Regions from separate parts of the Homo sapiens genome. Here all the other regions are linked to region 1. The links are chromatin loops, found by intact Hi-C in ENCODE. Cell type or tissue: heart right ventricle. All regions are shown on one strand. Region 1 holds the start of PRSS23-AS1 (PRSS23 antisense RNA 1). Region 2 overlaps TMEM135 (transmembrane protein 135). Region 3 holds the start of TMEM135 (transmembrane protein 135). Region 4 overlaps TMEM135 (transmembrane protein 135). Region 5 overlaps LOC107984361 (a long non-coding RNA gene). Region 6 overlaps TMEM135 (transmembrane protein 135). Region 7 overlaps LOC107984361 (a long non-coding RNA gene).

Evidence for each region. Hi-C counts contacts between places; a loop is a spot of excess contacts. Peaks named below come from ENCODE experiments on the same cell type or tissue, not always from the same donor. Only the 100,000 strongest peaks of a DNase experiment are listed, where the experiment ranks them.
Region 2: a loop joins it to region 1, with 2.0 times the contacts of the local background. A loop is called at or near these places in 17 of 110 quality-filtered maps.
Region 3: it touches region 1 in a loop (3-fold over the local background); 62 of 110 quality-filtered maps call a loop at or near these places.
Region 4: a loop joins it to region 1, with 8 times the contacts of the local background. A loop is called at or near these places in 102 of 110 quality-filtered maps.
Region 5: a loop joins it to region 1, with 6 times the contacts of the local background. A loop is called at or near these places in 61 of 110 quality-filtered maps.
Region 6: it touches region 1 in a loop (9-fold over the local background); 101 of 110 quality-filtered maps call a loop at or near these places.
Region 7: it touches region 1 in a loop (4-fold over the local background); 61 of 110 quality-filtered maps call a loop at or near these places.

What each region holds. Positions count from the first base shown.
Region 1 is chr11:86,937,466-86,941,465 of GRCh38, forward strand. It overlaps PRSS23-AS1 (PRSS23 antisense RNA 1), which reads right to left and starts at 1,020. Exons shown (of 4, transcript NR_187135.1): 1 at 935-1,020. It also overlaps a transcript of PRSS23 not described here. RefSeq lists an enhancer at 2,944-3,443. In heart right ventricle, a CTCF peak has its summit at 1,822 (motif pointing right); a DNase peak (open chromatin) is centred at 3,156; H3K4me3 peaks cover 1,148 bases; H3K27ac peaks cover 3,590 bases.
Region 2 is chr11:87,095,720-87,099,719 of GRCh38, forward strand. The region is part of intron 4 of TMEM135 (transmembrane protein 135); the gene reads left to right. It also overlaps the pseudogene XIAPP2. Among named protein-coding and RNA genes, the nearest start is that of TMEM135, 60 kb to the left of the region's middle. In heart right ventricle, CTCF peaks have their summits at 1,976 and 2,182; no DNase peak of the experiment used is centred here.
Region 3 is chr11:87,036,111-87,040,110 of GRCh38, forward strand. It overlaps TMEM135 (transmembrane protein 135), which reads left to right and starts at 1,824. Exons shown (of 15, transcript NM_022918.4): 1 at 1,824-2,076. The coding sequence starts at 1,936. LOC105369422 (a long non-coding RNA gene) reads right to left here and starts at 1,685. Exons shown (of 5, transcript XR_007062827.1): 1 at 1,514-1,685. RefSeq lists an enhancer at 1,299-1,799 and a silencer at 1,456-1,845. In heart right ventricle, a CTCF peak has its summit at 1,897; DNase peaks (open chromatin) are centred at 1,157 and 1,761; H3K4me3 peaks cover 3,075 bases; H3K27ac peaks cover 3,210 bases.
Region 4 is chr11:87,280,093-87,284,092 of GRCh38, forward strand. The region is part of intron 6 of TMEM135 (transmembrane protein 135); the gene reads left to right. Among named protein-coding and RNA genes, the nearest start is that of TMEM135, 240 kb to the left of the region's middle. In heart right ventricle, a CTCF peak has its summit at 1,567; no DNase peak of the experiment used is centred here; H3K27ac peaks cover 548 bases.
Region 5 is chr11:87,419,208-87,423,207 of GRCh38, forward strand. All of the region lies in intron 2 of LOC107984361 (a long non-coding RNA gene), which reads left to right. Among named protein-coding and RNA genes, the nearest start is that of LINC02711, 300 kb to the right of the region's middle. In heart right ventricle, CTCF peaks have their summits at 2,343 (motif pointing left) and 2,552; a DNase peak (open chromatin) is centred at 2,454.
Region 6 is chr11:87,288,096-87,292,095 of GRCh38, forward strand. The region is part of intron 6 of TMEM135 (transmembrane protein 135); the gene reads left to right. Among named protein-coding and RNA genes, the nearest start is that of TMEM135, 250 kb to the left of the region's middle. In heart right ventricle, CTCF peaks have their summits at 2,402 (motif pointing left) and 2,602; no DNase peak of the experiment used is centred here.
Region 7 is chr11:87,412,599-87,416,598 of GRCh38, forward strand. All of the region lies in intron 2 of LOC107984361 (a long non-coding RNA gene), which reads left to right. Among named protein-coding and RNA genes, the nearest start is that of LINC02711, 300 kb to the right of the region's middle. In heart right ventricle, no CTCF peak of the experiment used is centred here; no DNase peak of the experiment used is centred here.

The DNA of each region.
Region 1 (4,000 bases):
AAGTCACAGGATGAGATAGGAGGTCAGCCAAGATACAGGTCATCAAGACCTTGCTGATAAAATAGGTTGCAGTAAAGAAGCCAGCTGAAGCCCACCAAAACCAAGATGGCCATGAGAGTGACCTCTGGTTGTCCTCACTGCTACACTCCCACCAGCACCATGACAGTTTACAGATGCCATGGCAATGTCAGGAAGTTACCCTATATGGTCTAAAAGGGGAGGCATGAATAATCCACCCCTTGTTTAGCATATAATCAAGAAATAACCATAAAAATAGGCAACCAGAAGCCTTCTGTCAGTGGAGTAGCCATTCTTTTATTCCTTTACTTTCTTAATAAACTTGCTTTCACTTTATGGACTCGCCTTTAATTCTTTCTTGCGTGAGATCCAGTAACCCTCTTTTGGGGTCTGGATCCGGACCCCTTTCTGGTAACAGAATCTTCCAGTGTTAGAACTAGACACAAACTTAGAGATGATTTTTGTGAAAGCACCTTATTCCTAGTGGTGTGAAAGCTGAGGTCATTTGGGATAATAAATGGTTCTGCACATTTTCAAAGAGCTAACCCTCATTGTCAACACTACCTTGAACTAGTTGCCCCACTCCTAATTTGCTCCTGTCAAAACACTGCAGCCAAATGCAACAATCCAGTGCCACAAATGGCTGCTGCCAGGATGTCAGTGAACATTTGTCGAGCACCCGAACCAGCATTGGGCGCAAGAACAGCTCTTGCCCTTGAGAAGCTCAAACACATCTAGAGGAGAAACAAACAAGAACAATATAATGTAATATAACACATGCAATTACAGATGTTTGAACTAGGTTCAGAGGTGCCCTAAAGGAAGGTGCTACAGGCTCTGCTTGATTGGATCATGCGAGGCTCCCAGAAGAGGAAACGTGTATGCAGGGACTTGAAGAAGAAGAGGAAACACTTACTCAGGGACTTGAAGAATGAGCAGAAGGGCCACGGAGTGAAAGAGCCTCCTGGCTCAGGAGTCCAGCATGCAGGAGCAGAGAACACTGAAACAGCCTGAGAACAGGAGGAGCTGGAAGTGGCTGGGATTGGCTAGAGCATAGGGTGTGTCTGAGGAAGAGGAATGATGTGGCTGGAAGAGAGGGGAAGAGCCAGACCTGAGGGTCTTGGATATCACTCTGAGGGGTTTGGACATAAAGAAGAATATCAGCCGATGTGATGGATTAAGGAGCTCCTTCCTGGGGGTGGTGCAAGGAGGCCAGATAGTCATCTGTCCTGGATGGCCTTCCGAGGGGCTGGGGGTAGGGGTGGGGTGGGGCTGGAGTGAGGGCAGCCTCTCTGAGATCCCTATCACCTCTCTCTTTAAAAATCAGCCACTGCCAAACACTAGAGAACCTAAGAAGGCCCCTGTAAAGCAGAAACGACAGGCAGTCAGCCTAGAGTACACCTTTAAAAAGTCAGTAAGACATATACACCAGAAAAGGACCATGCTTCTCCATTAAAAGATAGCCAAATGGGAGGAGGCCTTCTCAAAAATATAGGGAAATTTCTCACTTGATGTATTGATGTTTTTCCTCTGCAGAGCTTCACATTTTTCATCCATTCTTAAAATTGAGCCAGTTTAGCCCTAGGAGGTGGGCAGGCTCTGAGGAATCATCAATCAAGAGAAGAGAACATCGCCAGAAACACGTAAGGGAAACGTTTCCATGTCACTACTTCTCAGGATTCCTGGGCATTAAGGGTACTTAAGAAGTGCTTGTAAGGAGTGTGTTTTCTCCCAAGCAAACACATAAACAAAAAATTCTAATTACAGGGACACTGCATTGAGTCTGTCCTAAAGTTGTTCTGCCTGTATTCACCACTAGGTGTCATTAGAGCCCTCTTTTAAAAGAAACAAAGCTTCAAAAAACACTGACCTCAGGAGAATAATTTTTCCAGTGTTCCTATTTCTCAGTTAAAAAAAAAAATATATATATATATATATATATATTTTTTAACATGAGTAAAAATTGCAAATGTTCAGGACTTAGCTCTTGAATGGCTACTAAAGATTATAATTCCTCAGACTACCTGCAAATATCATGAGTCTTACAGAATCACAATACATTTTTATTGAAATATCCATGGTAAATATACATCTTACAGGAAATTCCATTGCGTTTACACTATTTATTTAATAGAAATAATCTCTGGGATTATTTGCATTTATTTCTGAAGGAGGATGTTTTTCCTTCCTGAGAATAAGTTCAGGAAATGGGTGAAATGTTCAGGAAGTTAGCTAAATGCTGATGTAAATCCAAAAGGAAGGTCTGTTGTTGTTTCTTTCTTTTTTTTTTTTTAAAGGGGTGGGTGGGGGGGACACACAAAAATGCTAGGAAGTGGTTCTCTCATTCACTTATGGAAAAATGTTATACTGAATTTCTGATTTAAAAGGAAGAGGATTAGAAAAAAATGTGGGCCCATGATATGGTTTTCTGTAGATCTGGTTAGGCAATTCACAGTAGTTAGCAAAGAAAACTGTGTCAAGAAACAAAATCTACATGGGAGACATGACTTGGATTCAGTTTGTCCTAAATTAAACCTTTACTATGAAATTTGAATCGGCTACTCTAAGAAATAAGTCGTGTTAGAAAACTCTGAGTCCCGAAGAGCTGGTGGGGCCCCTTAGCACTACATAAACAACTAAATGCTACCCTCTCCTCCCAAGGACCCTGTCCCCTCCACTAACAGTGTCATGCTGACCCTCGGACTGCAAGGGGGAGTCTGAATGCAGTGAAACTCAAGATCTCCAGGGCTACTTGGTCAGTGTTGCAAGCTGCCGTGGCCTCTGGCGTTATTTATCTTTAGTTTGCAACGTAGGGGTGTGCTGTATCGGGTGTGCAGAGCAAACAGAAACTCCTTGCCTCTGAAACACTGGCATTTTAGAAAGCAAAGATTCGGCTCATTGACCAGAGCTACAGAGGACACAATTTGTTGTGGCTTCTCTGAAAATCACCCCCTCCTTTCCATCTCTCTGCTACCACCTTCATTCAGGCCTTCATGGTTTCTCATCCAAACCGGTCTTCCTGTCTCCTGCTTGCCTTCTTCCCAGCCCACAGTCCACACGGCAGACAGAGCAAGCTATGTAAAAACACCAACAGGGACATGAACCTTCCTTGCTTTCAAACTTTTGCCGACTCCCCTGTGCTGAGCGCAGGAGAGAATACGGCCTCCAAGGCCTTTCATAACTTGGCCTCAGCCCACCTTCCCTCCCACTCCAAGAATCTCAGGCTCCAGTTACACTGAGCCACTCACTGCCCTACACCTCCTGCAGGCAACTCTCTGCCAAGTTTATTCACACATTTATCCTTTTCACTCTGGATACATGAGGAGGACTGACCATGTACTGTACTTCTTTTAACTTCTATAGAGCAATCTCTTTGTATTTATACAATTATGACAACAGTAGTAAGAGAAGAAGGTTCAGAGGATACAAGGTAACACACCTACATAAACGACCTACTGGGTACAAATATTGTAAATCAACATAGGCCTAGAAAAGGTGGTCAGATGCTGAATTTTGACTAAATACCTCCGATGGCACATAATGAGTAAGTTTCAATTTTTATATTTTACATTCTGAATTCTGGGGGTGGTTTTGATGGGCAGACCAAGTTTTAAATGAGTTATGGTCTTTGGGATCCTCACTTCTCTCTTTTTCTTCTTCCCTCCACCTTCCCTACATATTTACATCAGCAGATGTGTCCTTTGAGGGGTCAAATGGTGAGACGACAGCAGTTTAGGAACTGTTTGCCCATTACACTGGGTACTCAGAAACTGTTCTATTCAAGCTAAACCACAAGACCTATGGACTTAGGAAGAAATTACATAGTAAGTGTGATAGGACTAGTAGCATTGATCCTTTGTGGGAAGGAGGGTAGAGGGAGGCACGTAGTGTGCTGCAGCGAACTTCTAGAGGGAAAGGTTATGTCTTATTTATCTGTGTCCCCTACGGTGCCTTCCCAGGACAGTGGCTGGCACACGATGGA
Region 2 (4,000 bases), 160 kb after region 1:
TAATCCCAGCACTTTGGAAGGCTGAGGTGGGCAGATCACGAGGTCAGGAGATCGAGACCATCCTGGCTAACACAGTAAAACTCCGTCTCTACTAAAAATACAAAAAGTTAGCTGGGCATGGTGGTGGGTGCCTGTAGTCCCAGCCACTCAGGAGGCTGAGGCAGGAGAATGGCGTGAACCCGGGAGGTGGAGCTGGCAGTGAGCCGAGATCGCGCCACTGCACTCCAGCCTGGGCAACAGAGTGAGACTCCATCTCAAAAAAAAAAAAAAAAGCCGTTGGTAATCTGCAATTTGGGATACTTTCTTGTGTCTGCCAACTGTTGAGTCTCCATATTGCCTTCTCTCTACTCCTGCATGACCACTAAAGCACCACATGGTGTCTCCTTCACCAATATAAAGAAAACCTACTTGTGCCAGTGTTGATGCTGAAACAGGACTACTACTTGGAAAACTAGCAAAAGTTTTTTATCCGTTAAACTCTTCTACAAATTCTTCGTCCTTATTGATGTCTGCAGATACACAGCTTTAGATCCTTCAAAACTGTTAAAAGCCATCTTCTCTTGAAAATAGAACTTGTTCACCTTTTCTTAGGTGTCAAAGAGTTTGGAAAGGCAGTCTTGGAGAGCATAAGCTACCCACCCTCCCACCCAGTTATACCTTCCTTCGACAGTCCTGGGAACCCAGTCACGGAGCCCTTGCTGGGTGGGTGCGGCTTTCCTGCCCTCCCCAGCAGCCTATAATATCATTTTATACAGAGAAAATAAAAAAGATATTTCAGTCTTTCTTCTTGCATTATTGATCACATATGCTTTAATAATTATTCATATTTGGAATAGTTAAAACCATGTTACTTAATACACAGTCACCTTTTTTGAATACTGATACAGGTAGTGATTCTCAAACATAGGCATTCTAAAAAATTTTCTGTAGTACAGTTTCCATTGGGAAAAAACCCTACAAAGTTATGTTGCATTTATAATAATTATAATTGTATTCACTTCATTTCCTTGACAGGAGATAAGTTGGATTTTGGCTAGGCTTTGATAAGAGTCAGATCTTCTGCTTACTACATTGCATGTCTGATGATTGGTAGAAGTTTTAACCATCTGTCTTTTAGCCATGTGCATTTTAAATTTATTTCTTTTTCATTACCCACATATTTTCAGGGCTTGGCACCCTAGGATGTATCTATATATCATTATGGCCTCTGGTTCTTCACCTTTGTGTCATTGACGGGGTAAGTTGGCACAGTAGACAGTAGAGTATTCCTGGAAGCCACTCTTTTTTTTTTTTTCAAGACAGGGTCTGGCTCTGTCACCCAGGCTGGAGTGCGGCGGCATGATCTTGGCTCACTGCAACCTCTGCCTCCTGGGTTCAAACGATTCTCCTGCCTCAGTCCCCAGAGTAGTTGGGATTACAGGCGCACACTGCCATGCCTGGCTAATTTTTGTATTTCCAGTACAGACGGGGTTTCACCATGTTGGTCAGGCTGGTCTGGAACTCCTGACCTCAAGTGATCTGCCCGCCTCGGCCTCCCAAAGTGCTGGGATTACAGGCGTGAGCCACCGTGCCTGGTTGCCACTCTTTTAATGAGCCACTAGGAATCAATGTTCTATACCTAAAAGCAACTGGAAAGTAAATTAATGAATATATCATGCTAAACCCAAACTCAATATATCTTGCTAAACTCAACTCTACTAGCAAGCTGGATTCCAAAACCTAGTGCTGTTCATCACAAGGTGAAGTGTGACAGAGAAATCAGAATGTAAAATGATAGTAATCTTAACTATCTATGGTTAAAATACCTTACTTTTGCCAATGTTACCAAAGTGACTATGTGAACAGATTTTGTAGGGCTCTTTTCGAGGTTTGCAAGAAGCCTGTGGTTATGGGGGGGTCTTTATGTTTCTCTGGCTTCCTTTTACCACCACTGTCTGCTTCCTCATTCTCCACTTCAGCCACACTGCCCTCTCTGGTGTTGAGTGAGCATGACAAGCATGCTTTCTCTTCAGGACTTTGATACTTGCTGTTCGCTCTGTTTTGAGCTCTTATCGCTAGATATCTGCATGGCTTGCTGTTTCATTTCACTGAGACTGCTGAAATGTCACTGTTGTGAGGCCTTCCACATCTATCTCACATAGTAACAGTCACCCTTCATGTAACTTATACCCCTGCAGTCCCAAACCTCTGTATCTTTTTTTCATGGAGTTGATCAACATCTAACATGTATCTTTTTTGCTTATTATTTTATTGTCTGTCTTCCCACCTTGGAATTTAAGCTTCATGAATGTAGAGTTTTTGTGTGTTTTATACATTGCTGTATTAAGCCTAGAACAGTACCTAAAATGTACTTTGTGCCATAATTTGTTAAATGAATCATAGATGAATGTGTTTATTAACCCATCTATGCTGGAGGTTGCAAATTTTTTTTTTTTTTGTGAAAAATCAGACCTTGGCGATGACCTTGAGCAGTAGGAAAATAATAACTCCTGTAAGCTTAGCGTTCCAATAATGGAACACTAGGCATAAATGGGTTAAAGAGAAGGATTTATAGGAGACATACCAGATTAAACCTAGATGTTTATTTTAAAGCTTGTTTTAAATATTTTAGGTTGGTGCAAAAGTAATGGTGGTTTTGCTGTAATATTATTTACAAGTAAAACCTTGCTTTATTTGACTGCATTAATGTTGTATTTTAGATTAAAAGATACAAAGATTAAAAGTTGGTGATTGTGGTACATAGATGAAGTACATGACTTATTTTGAACTGCGTGTGAACACTCCTGTTTTGCCAGCTCATGGTGTTGTAATCAGAATCCAGAAAAATAAATAACTTGAAGAAATCATCTACTTTAAAATGATAAACTTAAATTATTAAGTGATAATAAATACTACAACCTGAAAAGAATCTAAAACAATTGATTAATCTTGGTTATAGATTATTTATATTGTATAACAAAGTATCTTATATATATATATATTTTTTTGAGATGGAATCTTGCTCTGTCGCCCAGGCTGCAGTGCAGTGGTGCCATGTCGGCTCACTGCAAGCTCCGCCTCCTGGGTTCATGCCATTCTCCTGCCTCAGCCTCCCAAGTAGCTGGGACTACAGGCACCCACCACCACGCCCGGCTAATTTTTTGTATTTTAAGTAGAGATGGGGTTTCACCATGTCAGCCAGGATGGTCTCGATCTCCTGACCTCGTGATCCGCCCGCCTCGGCCTCCCAAAGTGCTTGGATTACAGGTGTGAGCCACCGTGCCCAGCCAAATATCTTAAATTTTCTTAATGGCTTTGTTGTTGTGCTGCTTTTCTTATGTTTTCAAGAAAACTTTAAAGTATTATGCCTGCACGCTAGCATACATTTGAGTTTTAGTGTATTTTTTTAGACACTCACATGCTTTTCTATAGTAGCACACGCTGTGTACTTCAATACCCAAATACTGTGCGTATTCATACACTTATTTGAAAATTATAAGTAAACTTACTAAAACTTTTGTGTGTTGTCTGCTTTAGATTGTGAATTCCTGGGAAAGAGATCTTTGACTTTGATATTATTGATGTTGGAGAGCACACTTAAAATACTGTATTTAAAAAAAAATTAAAACTTTTATTTTGAAATAATTATAGATTCATATGCAATTATAAAAAATAATATAGGGATCCCATGTTCTCTTTACCCATTTTCCCCCAATGGTAGCATATCGCAAAACTATAATATAATATAATATCAAAACCAGAATATTTAATTGATACAGTCAGGATACAGAATATTTCCATCATAGCAACACCCACTTCTCTCCTGTTGTCACCCCTCCTTAACCCCTGTTCATGGTTTTTAGCTGTTATGAACAAAGCTGCTATAAATATTCATGTACAGATTTTCATGTTTTTATTGGTCTGGGATAAATGCCCATTAGTGCAGTTGCTGGGTTTATATTGTGGTTACATGTTTCATGGTGGTTTTTTTTTTTTTTTTTTTTGAGGCAGAGTTTTACTG
Region 3 (4,000 bases), 99 kb after region 1:
AAGATTGTATTCACCATCCTCTCTTGCAATGAAGTGTGGCCATGTGATTAAGCTTTGTCCAAGGAACGTAAGTTGTAGTAGTTTGTATGGATCTTCTGGGAAGTTTTTTTAAAAACAGGAAGTATGCCCTTTTCTCCCCGCCCCCGCCCCCCCGTTTTTTTTTTTTTTTTTTTTTTGAGATAGAGTCTCTCTCTGTTGCCAAGGCAACAGTGGTGTGATCTTGGCCCACTGCAACCTCTGCCTCCTGAGTTCAAGCGATTCTCCTGCCTCAGTCCCTGAGTAGCTACGATTACAGGAGCGTGTCACCATTTCTGGCAAATTTTTGTATTTTTAGTAGAGACAGGGTTTCACCATGTTGGCCAGGCTGGTCTCAAACTCCTGACCTCAAGTGATCCACCCGCCTCAGCCTCTCAAAGTACTAGGATTACAGGTGTGAGCCACCGCGCCCGGCCTCTCTTCCCCTTTTGCTGGTCTTCCTGGCTAGCATGTTGATGTCATGTTATTTTCTAAGTTAGGGTGGAAATCACAGGTAGCAGATGGCATAGCAAACTGTCACAAAGAGGCTGGGATCCCTAATCGTTATGGAGCCACCATTTTATTCTAGGACTGCCTACCTTTACCTGAGAGAAAGATACTTTTATCTTTTTGCCATTGTTGTTTTGGACTTTTCATCTGAGTATTTCTCTTTTATTTTCTTCAAACAACTACACCTATCTGATATTATCTTGTTCAGTTTTCTTTGTTATTTTCTGTCTTCTCCCTCTAGAATACTAGCTTCGTGAAAATAAAAATCTTGTCTCTCTTGTTTCTGTTTGTTTCCTTAGCACAGTGCCTGGTAAATAGTAATGACTCAGTAAATATTTGTAGATGAATGAATGAAGACTAGAAGATTCGAATGGAATTCTTCTAAAGGTAGTTCGTTTCTGCTTTAAGAGACTATGGAATTTAGAAATCCAAAGAAACTGGCAGGTTTGTTACATGTGAGGAGATTGACAGAGGGGTTATATGACTCAAGCAACACAGGACCCTTGTCTTGCTAATTGTTGGCCAAGTTCCCTAGCCAGGTCTGAGTTCTAACACACGACTGCCGCCTCTACTGTGTGTGCTGTTTGGTTGATAAGCACCTATCAAAGATGCTGTAGACAGGATTGCTCCGTGGCCTAAGGTTTGGACAGGATGACCTATTGCCCTTCCCCACACACGGTCGGGGTATGAACATAGCTGAGACTTTTCAAGCCTTCGCAGGTATCACAGAGCTTGGAAAGCCCAGCACTTGGGGGTAGTTAGTTGCAACTAGCAGGCAGCCCTAGCTGTTTATTACCTGGGACTCTCGGGAAGGCAAGCTCCCGGTGCTGGGGAGGACGTTTGTCCCAGGCATTCCTCTGGCAACCCTCTTCCTCCACCAGCTCCCAACAAAGACATTTAATCCCTTTCTTCCACTACCCTCCGCTCTACTTGGCTTGCAGTTGGAAGCTGAAGTACAATTTGACCCAAGCCACCCCCTACTGCGCACCTGCCATAGCGCTTGCGCCCCGGAGCCGGGCACGGCGTCGCGGGGGTGGGGAGGCGGCTCGTCCCCGAGCTGCGCTCCCTCGCGTACAGCCTCGGCTCTGGGTGCGAAGATCCTCTCTGCCTCCGCTCACCCAGCCGCGCCGCCGCGCGGGAACGCGCCCCAGCGGATGCCCTCTTGAGGGAGCGCGCACGCGCCGCCTCTCCCCGCCTCCCCGGTGCGCGTCCCGCCCCCTTGAGCTGCGATACGCCGAGCGCTCAACATCCGAGGACTTTGGCCCAGAGTAACCCCGCTCTCGTGACCTTTCCCCTCCATTCCGCACCTCCGAGTGCTGGCCGGGCGAGAGGCTGGCGGCTGGGCTCTCGCGCCCCTCCCTGCAGGGCTCAGGCTCTCCCCCTCCTGTCTTCTCCGCGCTGTTCCTCGTCATGGCGGCCCTCAGCAAGTCCATCCCTCATAACTGCTATGAGATCGGCCACACTTGGCACCCTTCCTGCCGGGTCTCCTTCCTGCAGATCACCGGGGGCGCCCTGGAGGAGTCCCTGAAGATCTATGCTCCTCTGTACTTGGTGAGACCCGTCACCCGTCCCGCAGGGCGAGTTTAGTCTGGAAGATGGGCCGGGGGCTGCAGTTGGTGCTCCCGAGGGGCTCTGGGGGACTTGCCTTGTGTCGGGCTCTCTTTTGGAGGGGTCGGAGTGTTTTGGGGGGTCGGTAGGGGGAAGGGGGAGGTCGCAAGGGAAGGATATACCAATTCCTGCAAGGGAGAAGGAGGAGGGGAATTAGAGATTGAGCTGTCATCTGAATGCCTGTTGCTAGGAAGAGGATGGCTCCCAACTTTTAGAATTAAGTTTAGGACACTTAAAAACGTTAATTCAAAGACCAGCCTTATTTTCCTCTGGCCTGCCTTGTGATGGAGAGGTATTTGTAGGTCAGCGAGGCTATGAGAAGGACCTGCAATCTTTCCTCATCTAGTTTCCCCTGTTTTATTTTGCTTTTTTTTTTTTTTTTTTTTAATGAAGAAGGCATATTTGGCCCTAAGTCCCTGTGGCCTCAGATCTTGACTCAGTTTTGAGATGACAGGATTGTGATTTGGGGGTTTTGCAAGTGTTTTTGCAAGTTCACAGAACAGACTCCTGGGTTGAGATTGTGTGTGGTGATTTAAAGGGTGATGCCAGTCTTTCAGTCAGTGAACTTGGTTAGGACATCTGACTTTGTGTCACCTAGGACCTTCTGTTACACAACTTTACATACAGGGCAATTAATAGGGAATATTTGGCAGTATGTATATGTAACACTGAGGACTATTAAAGATGCTCTTAAATGTTCTCCGCAAAATCTTTTTTTCAATAATCTTATCCTTGATATTAAAGATTTATTATTACTTTGGCCATTGAAGTGCATTGTCTCATTTTCTTGCCTTACAGTTTGTGTCCTAAGAAGACAGATCATATTTTTTGTATGTCTTCTAAAAGTTTCAATATTCAGCAGATGATCAATTATTATTTCTCATTGAAGTAATTTAGATTTATACCCTAATGTTCCTGAAAGTGTGTCATGGCTGTATCTGTAGTACTTCTTGAAAAGTCTGATTATGTATTTCAGAGATAACACAGGAGAAGGTGATGACTTTGTTTGAGGTTGCAGGCACCCATTTCATTTTTATTGTATAGACTGATGCTTCTCACATTTTCATGTATGTTAGGAATCCTCTGAGGATTATGTTAAAATGGGGGTTCTAATTCATTAGGTCCTGGTGGGGCCTGAACCTCTGCTTTCCTAACAAACTCGTGGTAATGCTGATGGTGGGGGCTGCACTTTGAATAATAAAGATCTAGAGTAGAGGCCAGTAATTGTTATTGGAGCTGGAAATTTTTTCCTTGATTTTCTTTGGCAAAGATTCATGTTTATCTGCTTTTCCACATTCACTGTGGCCAGTCTATGTCTCAGAATTTTTCTTTTTATTTTTGGATACAGGGCCTTGTTGTATTGCCATTCTGGCTGGAGTGCAGTGGCGCAATCACGGCTCACTGCATAAGGCTCAGATTTGTAAAAAATAAAACATCTACAAACATTATTGAGCTCTTGATATACAACTATAGAAAAGATTGTTCCTGCTGTGAGAGGATTATGATATAGGTGGAAAGAGAGTTTATGCTATCTACTTCTCCCTCTGAAAATCCATAGCACTTTTCATTCATTAATTCATTCACTTAACAAATATTTGTTGAATGCCTGATACTTGTTATATCAATAGCCTAGACAATTTATGGATTATAGTCTATGATAGGGACATTCAGGGTAGCAATAGAAACATAGGTTCTCCTACTCCAACAAGGTAGGTTGGGGGTGTTCAGGAAAAGAGTTGTGTTTTACTACTATATCTCCAACAAGATTAAGTACTTATTGAGGATAAATTTTCCATCTCATGTGGCCTTGTACCCTTACATCTGTGTATTTGAAAATTTTGGTTGCTACTCCTCGGTAGTTGTGAAA
Region 4 (4,000 bases), 340 kb after region 1:
ATTAAAATATGTCTTAAAGTTAATGTGTGGTTTAATCTTTTAAAATAAAGAACAAAGTATATGTTTAGATGGCATTAATATCAGTTGCTTTCAAAAATTCAGCGTGTAGGCTGTCATTTAAAAAGTTTAAACAAATAGTACCAAATGAGATTATAATTTAAAAATAAACAATGGAGTGAGATTTGGTAATAGGTCATGAACATCAAACCTGGAGTATCTTTGTTAAACATAGGTCTGGTTATGTCATTCCTCTGAGTAGCAGGACCTTTTGCTTTAGAAGTAAAGTTCAAATTCGTTTTTGGCATGGTGTGACATGTGCCAGTCTTTCTCCATTTGGTTTCCATGTCTCTGTGTTACAGTCATATTAAACCTCTCAGTTCTCAGAATATCCAGTGTTTTCTTTTTTCTAAGTCTTATATGTATTTTTCCTCCCTGCTTTCTTCCTCTACTTCTTTTTTATAGCACCTTAAATGTCTTTTTCTGAACAGCCTTCATGACACCAAAATCAATGTCAGACACACTTGCTTTGTGCTCCTAAAGCACTGTGTACTTTATATTAAAGTACTTTCTATAATGTAATATCATTATTTGATTGTACCTATACCTTCTGGATTGTGAATTCCTGAAGCCATCGGCAATGGCTGTCCTCAGCACTTGCAACCTGCCTGGCACATTGTCAACTCTTTATAAATACTTATGAAATACTTAACTGTGTGAAGGAGTGAATAAATGATGTAAAGGTGAACAACACTCCAACCTATAGACTTTATGGTCTCACCTCTTTTGCTGGATTTCAGTTCCTGGTAGCGTGATGAACATGCCTATCAGCCGTATCCGCCTTCCTGCCTTTTGGATTTGATAAATTCATACTATAATCACTGTTCCATTTCATTTGTGGTATTAAGAAATAGCTCCTAATTAAGAAAAGACTGGAAGCCCCTATTTAGAGTATGTATGTTTATGTCTAAATGTAAATTCATAGCACATTATCAATATAAAGAAACTAATGGAACTTTATATTAAGGATGATCTCTGGGAGTTGTTAATGAGTATAGAGGTACTTGATGTAAAATAAACAAATTTCTTTAGAAATGGAAAATCAAAACAAAACAAAAAACCCTACAATTGCTGTCAAAGAAACAACTACAAGAAACTTGGCACCCAAATAGAAATAGTTAATATAAAAATGCAGTTTTTTTCAGTGATTACATGGACAAAAATTTCTTTCAACATATATTTCTTGAGTTACTCATGTACTATGCACTGTACTAGGCACTGGGGACACATGCAGACAAACACGTTTATGTATTCACATATAGTGTAAAATACTAATTGATGTGTTGTAGACTATCCTATTTCTGAAACCAGTACCAGAAAGATTTTAAATATTATCACACTTAAAGTGAAAAAAGTTATTGTGAAAAAGACTATTGATAGTATTTTATGAAGAAAAAGAAATTGTGCTTTGAATTTTCTTAAATATAAACAAATACAGTTGATCTTCAACAATTATATACTTGGCGTGTATGGTAGACTGTGTTATTGTTCAAAAACCTTTGCTGCCCCTCCCTGGAGAAACTTTATACTTCCCTTCCCTATTGACATCATGCCTGGAGTTACGACATGTTTTGGCTAAAGAAATATGAGTGGAAATGATTTATGTATACTTATGAGCAAAATCTTTAAGTCAGAACACAGTTTCCTATGTTTGTTCTTTTTCTCTGCTGTGACAATCAGCATTTGCAGATAAAGTTTCTCTGTTACCCTAAGGTACAAAATGAAGATTTCACGTAGTTGAGCCATAGCTAACTCTTGTTTGACATGTAGCGTGAGCAGAAAATAAACTTTTTTTGTTAAAAGGCATTGACATTTTGTTACTGCAACATAACTTAGCTCAGTGGTTTTCAAGCTTTAGCATTTTTAAGAATCCTGTGGAGATTTTGTTAAAACACAAGTTGCAGAGATTGTTGGGCCCCACACTTAGAATTTCTGAATTCAGGAGGTCTGGAGTGGGGACCAAGAATTATATTTCTAAAGTGAAAAGCTTTTATGAAGGGGAGGTGGATAAGAGAAGCCAGCATGAAGTCTTGACCAATGGTACACACTCAGGCAAATCATGTTTAGATAGGAGAACATGTGGAAGTGAGCAACTGGACATTGGTTCATTTTTTTTTTTGCCTTTTCTTTTTGAGTTGGAGTTTTGCTCTTGTTGCCCAGCCTGGAGTGCAATGATGCAATCTCGGCTCACTGCAACCTCCGCCTCCCGGGTTCAAGCGATTCTCCTGTCCCAGCCTCCCAAGTAGCTGAGATTACAGGCACGAGCCACCATGGCCGGCTAATTTTTGTATTTTTAGTAGAGAAGGGATTTCACCATCTTGGCCAGGCTGGTCTCGAACTCCTGACTCTCAGGTGATCCACTCGCCTCGACCTCCCAAAGTGCTGGGATTACAGGCGTGAGCCACCGCATCCGGCCAACACTGGTTTCTTTAAAACTATCCATGCCTGTTGTCCCTTGTAAAGTCTTTGCATAAAACCAGTTGGAAGACCATTGTTCTCTACTTCATTTAGGTGATTTGTGTTTTCTTTTATATTGTCCAAGATCCCTTTACTTGTCTGTAATATTTCATCTTCACTGTTGAGACTTCAGCAGGTACAGACAGTTAGGTGATTGGGATGTATTTACAATTTGATCACTTAACCTCCTTGGGCCTTGGTTTCTTAATCTATATAATATAATTCTCTCATGTTACTTTTGTTCCAATATTTTATTTTTCTAATACCATTCTATGGGCTAGCAAGATTCCATTATGTGTTGACTCTCCCAATTTCTATTATTCATACCACAGATTAAGTTCAAAATCTTTGAGAGGATGTAAGCTGGAGTATTTGAAATTAAATGTTTCTCTTTCTTGGGGGTCAGGATACTCTATAAGTCTTCAGCTAATCAGAAAATAGTAGCTTCTGGCCAGATGCAGTGGCTGCCTGTAATCCCAGCACTTTGGGAGGCTGAGGCAGGTGGATCACCTGAGGTCGGGAGTTCGAGACCAGCCTGGCCAACATGGTGAAACCCTGTCTCTACTGAAAATACAAAATTAGCCAGGTGTGGTACCAGGTGCCTGTAATCCCAGCTACTTGGGAGGCTGACACAGGAGAATTGTTTGAACCCGGAGGTGGAGGTTGCAGTGAGCCGAGACCGTGCCATTGCACTCCAGCCTGGGCAACAAGAGTGAAATTCCATCTCAAAAAAAAAAAAAGAAAAGAAAAAGAGAATAGTAGTTTGGAAAAGCTTACAAAATGTTGTTTTTGCTCCATTACTAGGAGATGCATATTTTATTTAACTTTGGTATCAAATAAGCATAAATTTATGAAAAATTTTAGCCTGTTATAGTTTTGAATAGCTGCTCATTTTGTTCAATATGAAAACAGATTGCTATATTATTTTACTGACATATATGCCAATATGCATTTGAAAATAAATTAATGGGGCTGGGTGCGGTGGCTCACGCCTTGTAATGCCAGCACTTTGGGAGGCCAAGGCAGGTGGATCATGCAGCCAGGAGTTCAAGACCAGCCAGGCCAAGATGGTGAAACCCTGTTTCTGCTAAAAATACAAAAATTAGCTGGGCGTGGTGGCGGGCGCCTGTAATCCCAGCTACTTGGGAGGCTGAGGCAGAGAACTGGCTTGAACTTGGGTGGTGGAGGTTGCAGTGAGCCGAGATCGCGTCATTGCACTCCAGCCTGGGTGACAGAGCGAGACTCCATCTCAAAAAATAAAAAAAGAAAAGAAATTAATGTTGATTCGAAGATTCTGTTTAATTGAAAACATTTGTTTTCATATTTTTCACTATGTTTGTAGAAGGGAAAAAACTGAAAGTATTTGTTTGTCTTGAGGTCTTTAAAAAATAGATTGGTTCAGAATTGTGATTATAATTTTGTTTAATGTAAATAATTTTGGTTCGTAGCAATGCCATAATTTTAAGACACTTGCTAAATTTTTCCT
Region 5 (4,000 bases), 480 kb after region 1:
GACAGTCTCAGAGTTCAGAGATACACTAATACTCTCTCAACAGAGTCATGAGTTATAATAATTGCATGTACAAGGTGTGCAAGATAAGAGTCCTCAAGCTCAACTGTGGGTGTGATCAGGCAAGGCTTCCAAGAAGAGAGATGTTGAAAGTTAAAGAGGAGCTTGCCAATTAAAGAAGGAAAGGAAATGTGGCATGAGGGAGCACAGTCCATCTGGAAATGTGGATGCTTGCTGAGGTATGCCTGTAAGGAGATCCCTAGGAGCTGACCCTGAGGAGTAGCTGGGTCCCAGTGGACCCTTCTGATGAGGGTGCATGGGCCCATTCAGCTGGCGTGAGAGGCAAGCAATGAAAGTACTGGGAGCAAAAGTTGAAAAGATGGGTCAGGGCTAGGCCATGGTGGCCATAAATGCTGGACTAAGGAGTTTGGACTTTATTCCATCGGAAATGAGGCTATCTATGGAAGAATTTTGGCAGAGACAGGACACAATCACTCTCTGACTCAGAATTTATTTCTGCCTACCTTGACCTCCTTCCTCCCACACCCACAACCAAACTTTCCACAGCCAATATTAATAACATTCTGCTCAGAGTCAGAGTTATTCTTGTTGTCCCTTTACGTTTCCCTTCCTGTCTCTTGCACGTTCTACTCCTCCCGTCGCCTGTGGCATATAGTATACTATATCAGGTACCAAAGCTCCTAATAAGTTTTGGCAGAAGCAAATACTTGATAATGATTTTCTGGGAGGAAAAAAATCACTTCTTCTGCCAAAGTCTAAGGGGTCTGTATTGTGAGATTAGCATATAGATGACCTTGCTCTCTGCTCTTGATTCAGCTTTGGTGAGAACACAGAGCTTTTAAGTTCTTGTTACATTTTTAGTTTCTCAGGTCCCCCAGAGCAGTGTTCCTGAAAGAAGAGTAGGGAGAATTTCTGGAAATAAAAAGGTGCAGCCAATTCTCTGATCCTGAGAAACCTGCAGACTCATTTACCTGGAAGAAGGGAATCAGCTCCTGCAGGCTCTGCAAGGAGCACCAGGAGGCATGCATGGCTCTTCTACTGGTGGGCCCATGCCTCAGTTTCCCCTTCGGGAAAAAACCTCTTCAAAATCTGATGGTCTTGTAGTGGCTTAGCTTAGCTGGTAAGGTGAATTTTTCATTCACTCAAAATGTAATATTGTGCACCTTCAATTGTGGTCAATTTTGAGGATACAAAAAATGAAAAGTAACATCTCTGCTCCCCAGTGTCAGACAGCAAATGGTGATAGTATCTAAGAATGGAGCAGGAGCCTCATTTTCTTGCATGCAAGGTAATTGGGCCAAAATTGATTTTCATATGGTTTGTCTTTAAATAGGAAAAACCTACTTAAACTTAGTAGGCTGGCCTATTTGCCTATGCTATTCTTTTTTTCCTGGGATACTCTTTCCCAGTGATTTACCCATCAAGGCCCATGCATTTTTCAAGTCTCAGCCAAATGCTGCCACCCTTCTGTAGCTTCCCTACCTATCCAAGGCAGGCCTGATGGCTCCTTCATCTGTATACTCACAGCATGGAGTCCTTCATTTCAGTGCTTTCTCACTAGGTTAAAGTAATAGCAACATGTCTGTAATAGCACGTGGACTTGAGCATGTGAATAAGGGGAGTCGCATCCTCTCTATCTCGAGAATGGAAGTGGTGGCAGGATGGACCCCCTGGAGAAGCCTCTCTGCCTCTTCATGCCGCCTGGCACCTGTGTCCTCCTCCCTGACCACTCAGGGCCAAGTGCAATTGTTGGTTTCCCCACCTGAAGGACTGATCGGATGGTTTGCACTAAAGATACATTGCAAATGATTCTCAGTAAGGGCAATGATGGAAAGCTTGGGATGTATTAGAATCATCTGAGGGGCTCAGGAGACTGTCCCACTCTCTGCTGCCAAGACTGCCACAGTGGAAGGAACTAGGCCTTGTGTGACGGAATAGCAGCCATGTGGCTATCACTCTTGAGGACAGGGAGTACGCTTTTCTTCTTTGAGTCTTCAGCTCTTAGCATGGGGCCTGGAACATGGCAGGGTTCATTAAATTCATGACTGAATGAGAATAAATGAAAAGGGCTAGGCTCATTAGCTTGGGCAGATGTATACCTCACATTCTATGTCAGTGGTCAGGTCCAGAGAGCTGGCAGGCAGGGAAAGGAGATGGGCAGACACATTTAAATAATCGTATTGAGTCTTGGGGAAAGGGTCCAGGAAGAAAGATGCTAACTAGATCCAAGTGCCAAGAATCCAAGAGAGCTTTGAGTCACTGCTTACTCTGATGGAGAATCTAAAGAGGGATGTTTAAGGTAGAACAGTGACACCTAGTGGTGGAAGAATGACCTGCTAGATCCTTTCCCATCAAGCTCCCCATCCTGCTTCTCTGTCCTCCTGTTCCCTTGGCAGGTTGGGACCTTGGTGATACCAGTGGGTGCCTAGAGAAAGAAGTGTGCTGTCTCAGGCTCCTACAGGACGCCGTGGTTTGCTGGTCTCCAGGGTGGATGGATGAGTAGATGGTTTGACCATGAAAACACAAACATTGTGCCTGTGACTAATGACACTATATTGTATATTTAAAATTTTGTTAAAATGATAGATCTCATATTAAATGTTTTTCTACAACACACACACACCAAAACACAAAGCCAGCCAATCACATAAAAAAACTCAACAAACCCAGTCTGATTCTGTTACAGGGCCAGACTAGATGATTGTAGAGGTCCCCTGGTCAACTCTTTTCGAGCCTAGAGAGGGAAAAGGACCAGTCCAAAGACACATAACAAACTAGTTACAGAGCCAGGGCCAGAAGCCAGGTTTCCTGCTGCTCAGAAAAGAGCCCTCTCTATCAGCCTTCCTCTGCTGACTTTGACAAGGTGGAATTATGCCACAGTGAATAGAAAGGTACTGAGAGAGGAGCAAATCAAGGGGAGGGGAAGCTTGAGGATGTAAGCAAGGGGAGTCACATGCTGTCTACCTGGAGAATGGAAGTAGGGGCAGGATGGAGCCCCCTGGAGAAGTCTCTCCACCTCTTCATGCCAACCTGGCACCTGCGTCCTCCTCCCTGAGCACTCAGGGCCAAGCGTAATTGTTGGTTTCCCTGCTTGAAGGACTGATCTGATGATTCACGCTACTGATGTGTTGCAAATGATTCTCAGTAAGGGCAATGATGGAAAGCCTGGGATATATTAGAATCATCTGAGGGGCTCAGGAGACTGTCCCATTCTCTGCTGCCAAGATTGCCACAAGGGAAGGAAATGGGCCTTGTGTAACCCAGAGGAGCCTGGGTGAGGTGCTGGAGGCATTCACCATGGGGCTCTGGCTAGGAGAGCCTGTTTTCTGTCATGTTATGCTGCCCAGTGGAGTTTTCCCAGCAGAGCTGTCTCCAGTGGCCTCCTGGCTGCCTGGCATGGAGATCCAGTCTCTCTTGGAAAGTCTGGACAACTCTCCCCTCTAACTCCAGCTTTCCATGTATATTTTTCCTCTCAGCCTTGGTGCTTTGTCTGCCTGACTTTTCAATTGACTTTCCCCTGAGTCACAAATTCCCCAGCTCCTCCTTCCCCGCAGGCTATCCCAGGTTCCACCATAGCTGGGAAAGGCAGGAAGCAGCTATCTCTCCCTTGGAGCAAAATTTGTCAAACACAGAATGGAAACAGAGCTTGCTATCAACGTGCTGAAAATGCTTGTTGCTGGATACAAAATGTGATATCAAGATACTCCAGAGATACGCCCTTGCTGTTTCTCTAGAGTCCTTCTCTTCAGGTGATATTTGGTTATTTATTTTAGCAGTTAAAAAATTCTTAACTTTATTTAGTGATTTTAACATGTCTCTGAAAACATAGGTATTTCAGGGACAAATGAAGCCATGTGGAAAATGACTAAATGCAAAATGACTTGTTAGTCATTGTAATTAGCAAACAGATCTATTTTTGGCTAATTTATATAGCATTAATTACAAATACTTAGGGGATGTTTACTGGGTCTTGTGGGCTTTG
Region 6 (4,000 bases), 350 kb after region 1:
CACTACCCACAGTTTGGTTTTATACGTATCCTATTAGAGGACTTTCTGTAACAATGCCATATGTAAATAATAAACAGCATTTTATATTTTACTATTAATATTTTAGCACCAATGCTAAATATAGCAATAATATTTTATCATTAATCAGATTATGTATATCGAATTGCTTCTTTTACTTAACAGTGTTTCATACAGGTCTTTCTATAGCAGTGTATATCTATCCCAGTAGTTGGTCTTGAAAGACCAAGTTTGAAACTTGAAAAGTTTCTCTTTGAACCTTTGCATGAAGAAGTTCCACCTCAATAAGTTTTATAAAATGATAAGCAAGTATAATACTCTTAGTAGCAACTAGTAATCTTAACACAAATTCAGAGTTTTGTTTGTATGTTTGGTTTTATTCTTGGGGCTAGTGAGATCATTTCTCTTTTTACATCATAAGTGATTGAGAAGAATTCATTCTGTTTTTCCATTGTGATTTTTAATAATAAAGCTACCATTAACTAAAATGATGAAATTTCAGAATTATAAATCATTTAATCAGCCAGTTATTTATGGTAGTCATTTACTTTTAGTTTTTTTATATACAAGGATATTGAGCCCTAAAGTTAAGTGATTTACTCAAGATTGTAGAGAAGTTATGAGTAGCATCTGTATCCTTTCTCATATCAAGATTTTTTTCACTACACCATGCGTTGCCTCTGAAGAAATACTTTTTTTCATTTTTTAGGTGTTTATTTAAAATGCGTAATATAAGCACAGTGGCACATGCCTGTGATCCCAGCTACTTGGGAGGCCGAGGTGGGAGGATTGTTTGAGTCCAGGAGTTTAAGACCAGCTTGGACAACATAGGGAGATCCCATCTTGGGGGGTGAGGAGGAAGAAGTAATAAATAAGTAAATAAAACAAGTAATATTGTTTTAGATGCTTATATTTTTCTTATGTAAAAATTGACACATTAACTTTATTGTGAAAACGTGATTACAATCACAGACATGCAATGGAAAAAAATTCCATATTGTCTGCACCTTCTTCTGAGACCACATTTTGTGTGTATGTAATGTATTTTATCTTTTAAAAAATTGAGAAATAATTGTACATATTCATGGGAGTATACAGTGATGTTTTAATACATATATAGTTATTAGATCTGGGTAATTGGCATATCTGTAATCTCAAATATTTATCACGTCTTTGTATTGGGAATATTCAATATTCTCCTTCTAGCTATTTGAAACTATGTATTACTGTTAACTATAGTCATCCTACAGTGATATAGAACCACTAGAACGTATTTCTCCTACATAGCTGTGATTTTGTATCCTTTAACAAATATCTCCATATCTTTTTTTTTTTTTTTTTTTTTTTTTTTTTGAGATGTAGTTTTGCTCTGTCACCCAGGCTGGAGTGCAGTGGTGCAGTGGTGCGATCTCAGCTCACTGCAACCTCCATCTCCCAGGTTCAACCGATTCTCCTGCCTCAGCCTCCCGAGTAGCTGGAATTACAGATGCCCGCCACCATGCCTGGCTAATTTTTTTATTTTTGTTAGAGACGGGTTTCACCATGTTGGCCAGGCTGGTCTTGAAATCCTGACCTCAGGTAATCCGCCCGCCTTGGCTTCCCAAAGTGCTGGGATTACAGGTGTGAGCCACCGCGTGCAGCCATCTCTTCATATCTTTACCTTCCCCCTACTGTTTCCAGCCTTGAGTATTTTCTGTTCTACTTTCTACTTTTCACTTCTATGAGGTAAACTGTTTTTAGCTTCCACATATGAGTGAGAACATGCAGCGTTTAACTTTTCTGTTCATGGCTTATTTCACTGAGTATAATGTCTTCCAGTCCATCCATGTTGCTGCAAATAACAGAATTTAATCCTTTTTGTGGCTGTATAGTATTCCATGGATATATTCTGGATATTAATCCCCCCTAGGATGTATAGTTTGTAAATATTTTCTCCCATTCTGTAGATTGCGAAGAAATATTTTAAAGATTTATAAAGTACATCTTTTACATCTTTTATATTTACCAAATGAGTGAAAACTGAGTAGACAATAAAAAAATCTTAGAAATCAAAATAGTTTGTTCTCATTCTTTTCAGCTCATTAGAGAGCACATAATGAAGCAGCACATTTACGTTATCCAATTTTGTGTTGGTGCCAAACAATGGGGTTTATATAAAATATAAACATTTTATATTGAATGGATTATAGGAACATCACCCATCATTAAAAGTCTAATATCGAGATATTTACTTGAGAGAACTTAATGTACTTTAATTAAGATTAGTAACATTTTTGCATCCCTATAAATGTGTTTTTAGAGGAAAACCTACAGTAAAGTGTTTGCTATAGAAGTCACACCAATGAACTACAAATTCTTCCAAAAACAGTTTTCTAGCGACATCTGCTGGTACAATGTAATAAAGATGACTATCTCATGAAAGTAATTTCATAGAAAATATCTTTGTGGGTAGAATTGTTTATTTTACTATCATTTACACTTCTAATTGAAAATTTGAACATTTGACCAAGAGTATTATCCTGATAATGATAACATTGAGCTTCTTTATACTTTCCTGTACATAGTATGCGATTCCAACCTGAACCTCTACAGTTATTTGTGTATTTACTAAGTTCTTTGATATTATTATGCAACATATTTCTTTTCCTCCATGTCTTTTTTGGCTCAGTTTTATATCATAATTTGCCTTAGTGCAGAACCTTGCAAGTAGAGATTCAGTAAATATAGACTGACTTACAGTATTTATTTTGTCATTTGCATAGATTAAGTTGAAAAGTCTACATATATGAGTTAAATGCATTATTTTTATGTGCACTTGAAAATAAAAATGAGACTTTATATTAGAAAAGAATGTGATTAGGATAAATGGATTTTTATTTTTCTTCCTTTGAAGAGATTTTCTGCATTATAAGTTGTGGAGAAGCAAAATATATTCAGTCCTTGGACATTTTCTTTACAATTATTTCCTGTATGATTGTATCTAGTCTCATGCATTTAAATACTACATATAAACAAATCAGACCTCTCCCTTAATCCTCAGACTTGTACAGCCAGTTACTTGCTTCCTCAACATTACCGTTTAATTAGTTAACACACATTTTAAACTTAACATGTCCAAAACAAAAGTTTTGATTTTCTCCTTGAAACTGTTTGTGCTTAGTATTCCCTACTTTAATGAGTGGCCGTATTATCCTTCCGTTTGATCAAACCAAAAATTATTTCAGTAATTTGTAAATTCCCTCTCTTTTACTCCACGTTTAAACCATTGAGAATTTCAGTCAGCTCTACTTCTCTCCACCTTCTACAACTATGATCTAGATGACCACAATCATCGTTCCCCTCCTAACTTGCTTCCTTGCTTCTAACCTTGCCCTCCTGTAAGTCTATCCAGCAGCCAAGTGATTTTTTTTTTTTTTTTTTTTTTTTTTTTTTTTTTGAGACAGAGTCTCACTCTGTCACCCAGGCTGGAGTGCAATGGTGTGATCTTGGCTCATTGCCAACTCTGCCTCCTGCCACCTCCCCAGTTCCAGCGATTCTCCCTGCCTCAGCCTCCCAAGTAGCTGGGATTACAGGCATCTGTCACCACGCCCGGCTAATTTTTGTGTTTTCTGTAGAGATGGGGTTTCGCCATGTTGGCCAGGCTGGTCTTAAACTCCTAACCTCAGGTGATCCACCAACCTCAGCCTCCCAAAGTGCTGGGATTACAGGCGTGAGCCACCGTCCCCGGCCTCAAGTGATTCTTTTAAAATTTAAGACAGATCTTGCCACTCCTCTGATGAGAACCTCCCAAAGTTCTTACGTTGCCTAAAGGGCTTATGTGGAATGTAGACCACTCCCTCTCTCCACCCTGATTGCTAGGACCTCATTTCCTACCGCTACTTCCCTCCCCTATTTTGCTCCAGCTACAGTAATCTACTTGCTTCTCTTTACATGCCAAGCTGACTCTGTATCATGGGCTGTATACTTGATTACCTCAAACGGA
Region 7 (4,000 bases), 480 kb after region 1:
GATGGCTGAACAGATGCAGCCAGGTGAAACAGCTACCACCGAGGGACTAAGTTGACTGGTGTGCTTTTAACAGATCTTCAGAGGGAATGTGCCAGGAGTGAATGGAGGGAAGACACAGAAGCTTGGCTGAAGAGAGTCTCCCAAGACTGAGCCAGGAAGAAATTGAATCCCTGAACAGACCAATAACGAGCTCTGAAATTGAGTCAGTAATGAATAACCTACCAACCAAAACAAGCCCAGGACCAGATGGATTCACAGCTGAATTCTACCAGATATAAAAGGAAGAGCTAGTACCACTCCTGCTGAAACTGTTCCAAAAAATTGAGAAGGGTGTCACCCCTAACTCATTCTGTGAGGCCAGAATCATCAGATACCAAAACCTGGCAGAGATACAACAACAACAAAGAACTTCATGCCAACATCCTCAATGAACATAGATGCAAAAATTCTCAACAAAATACTAGCAGACCAAACCCAGCAGCATATTAAAAAGCTTATTTACCATGTTCAAGTAGGCTTTGGGATGCAAGGTTGGTTAACGTATGCAAATCAATAAATGTGATTCAACACATAAACAGAAGTAAAGACAAAAACCACATGATAATTTCAATAGATGCAGAAAAGTCTTTTGATAAAATTTATCACCACTTTATGTTAAAAACTCTCAATAAACTAGGTATTGAAGGAACATACCTAAAGTAATAAGAGCATCTATGACAAACCCACAGCCAATATTATACTGAATGGGAAAAAGGTGAAAGCATTCCCCTTGAAAACTGGCAAAAGACAAAGATGCCCTCTCCCACCACTCCTATTCAACTTAGTATTAAAAGTTTTGGCCAGGGCAATCAGGCAAGAGAAAGAAATAAAGTGCATCCAAATAGGAAGAGAGGAAATAAAAGTATTTCTATTTGCAGGCAACATAATTCTGTATCTAGAAAACCCTATAGTTTTGGCCTAAAAGCTCCTTCAGCTAATAAATAACTTCAGTAAAGTCTCAGCATACAAAATCAATGAACAAAAATTACTAACATTCCTATACACCAACAACAGTCAAGCTTAGAGCCAAATTGGGAATGCAATCCATTCACAAATACCACTAAAAGAACAAAATAGTTAGGAATACAGATAACCAGGGAGGTGAAAGATCTCTACAAACAGAACTACAAAACATTGCTCAAAGAAGTCGGAGATGACACAAACAAACGGAAAAACATTCCATGCTCATGGATAAGAAGAATCAATATCATAAAAATGGCCATACCACCCAAAGCAATATAGATTCAATGTTATTCCTATTAAACAACCATTGAGATTCTTCACAGAACTAGAAAAAGCTGTTTTAAAATCCATATGGAACCGAAGCAGAGCCCAAATAGCCAAGGCATGCTTAAGCAAAAAGAAATAAGCTGGAGGCATCACGTTACCCAACTTGAAACTATACTACAGGGCTACAGTGACCAAAACAGCATGGTGTTGGTACAAAAACAGACATGTAGAACAATGGAACATAATAGAGAACCCAGAAGTAAGGCCACACATCTCCAACTATCTGATCTTCGACAAACCTGACAAAAACAAGCAATGGGGAAAGGATTCTCTATTTAATAAATGGTGCTGGGATAACTAGCTAGCACTATGCAAAAGACTGAAACTGAACCCCTTCCTTACACCATATATAAAAATTAACTCAAGATGGATAAAAGACTTAAATGTAAAGCTCAAAACTATAAAAACTCTGGAAGACAACCTAGGCAATACCATTCAGGATGTAGGCACAGGCAAAGATTTTATGATATAGATGCCAAAGCAATTTCAAGAAAAGCAAAAATTGACAAATGGGATCTAATTAAACTTAAGAACTTCTGTACAGCAAATGAAACTATCAACAAAGTAAACCAACAACATACAGAATGGGAGAAAATTTTTGCAAACTATGCATCCCACAAAGGTCTAATATCCAGTATCTATAAGGAACTTAAAGTTATGAGAAACCAAACAACTCCATTAAAAACTGGGCCAAGGACATTAACAGACACTTTTCAAAAGAAGACATGTATGTGGCCAGCAATCATATGAAAAAAAACTCAACACCATTGCTTATTAAAGAAATGCAAATCAAACCACAACAAGATACCATCTCACACCAGTCAGAATGGCTATTGGAAAAAGTCAAAAAATGACAGATGCTAGAAAGGTTGTGGAGAAAATGGAACACTTATATGGTGTTGGTGGGAGTGTAAATTAGTTCAACCATTTGGAAGACAGTGTGGCAATTCCTCAAAGACCTAAAAACAGAAATACCATTTGACACAGCAACCCCATTACTGGATTTATACCCAGTGGAATATAAATTGCTCCATTATAAAGACATATCCATGTGTGTGTTCATTGCAGCACTATTCGCAATGGCAAAGGCATGAAGTCAACCTAAATGCCCATCAATGATAGACTAGACATGTGGTACATATACACCATGGAATACTATGCAGCCATACAAAGGAATGAGATCATGCCCTTTGCAGGGACATGGATAGAGCTGGAGGCCATTATCCTTAGCAAACTAATGCAGGAACAGAAAACCAAATACCCCGTGTTCTTACTTACAACGGTGAGCTAGATGATGAGAACATGTGGACACATAGAGGAGAACAACAGACACTGGAGCCTATCAACAGGTGGCAGGGGGTGGGGAGGAGGGAGAGAACATGAAAATAACCAACGGATACTAGGCTTAATACCTGGATGATGAAACAATTTGTACAACAAACCCCCATGACACAAGTTTACCTATATAACAAATCTACACATGTACCCCTGAACATAAAAATTAAAAAAATTAAGCTAGGGGCATCACATTACATTGACTTCAAAATATATTGCAAGGCTGTAGTAACCAAAACAGCACAATATTGGTATAAAAATGGACACACAGACCAATGGAACAGAATAGAGAACCCAGAAATAAATCCACCCAGAAATAAAGCCAAGTGATTTTTGACCAAATTGTCAAGAACATACACTGGGGAAAGGACACCTGCTTCAATAAATGATGCTGGGAAAACTGGATATCTATATGCAAAAGAATAAAACTAAGCTCCTATCTCTCATCATATAAAAATGAACTCATATAAATTAATGACTAAGACTTCAAAAGCACAGGCAACAAAAATACACAAATGGGACTATATTAAACTAAAAACTTCTGCTGAGCAAAGGAAACAATCAAGAGTGAAGAGACAACCTGTTTAATGGGAAAAATACTGCAAACTATTCATCTGACAAGGTACTAATACTGAAAATATACAAGGAAGTCAACTCAGCAGTAAAATACCAAATAATCCCATTAAAAAGTGAGCAAAGGACATGAGTAGACATTTCTCGAAAGAATATATACAAATGGCTTGCCAGGTGCAGTGGTTCACGCCTGTAATCCCAGCACTTTGGGAGGCTAAGACGGGTGGATCACAAGGTCAGGATTTCGAGACCATCCTGGCTAACACGGTGAAACCCCGTCTCTACTAAAAATACAAAAAATTAGCTGGGCATGTTGGCGGGCGCCTGTAGTCCCAGCTACTTGGGGAGGCTGAGGCAGGAGAATGGCGTGAACCCGGGAGGTGGAGCTTGCAGTAAGCCGAGATTGTGCCGCTGCACTCCAGCCTGGGTGACAGATCAAGACTCTGTCTCAAAAAAAAAAAAAAAAAAAAAGAATATATACAAATGGCTAATGGGTATATGGAAAAAACCACAATATTGTTAATTATCATGGAATTGCAAATCAAAACCACAATGAGATATCATCTTACTCCAGTTAGAATGGTTGTTATTAAAAAGAAAAAATAACAGATGCTGGTGAGAACATGGAGAAAAGGGAACTCTTGTATTACACTGTTGGTGGGAATGTAAATTAGTATAGTCACTATGGAAAAATTAGTATAGTCACCACAAAACTAAAAATAGAACTACATATGATCCAGCAATCCCACTACTGAGCATCCAA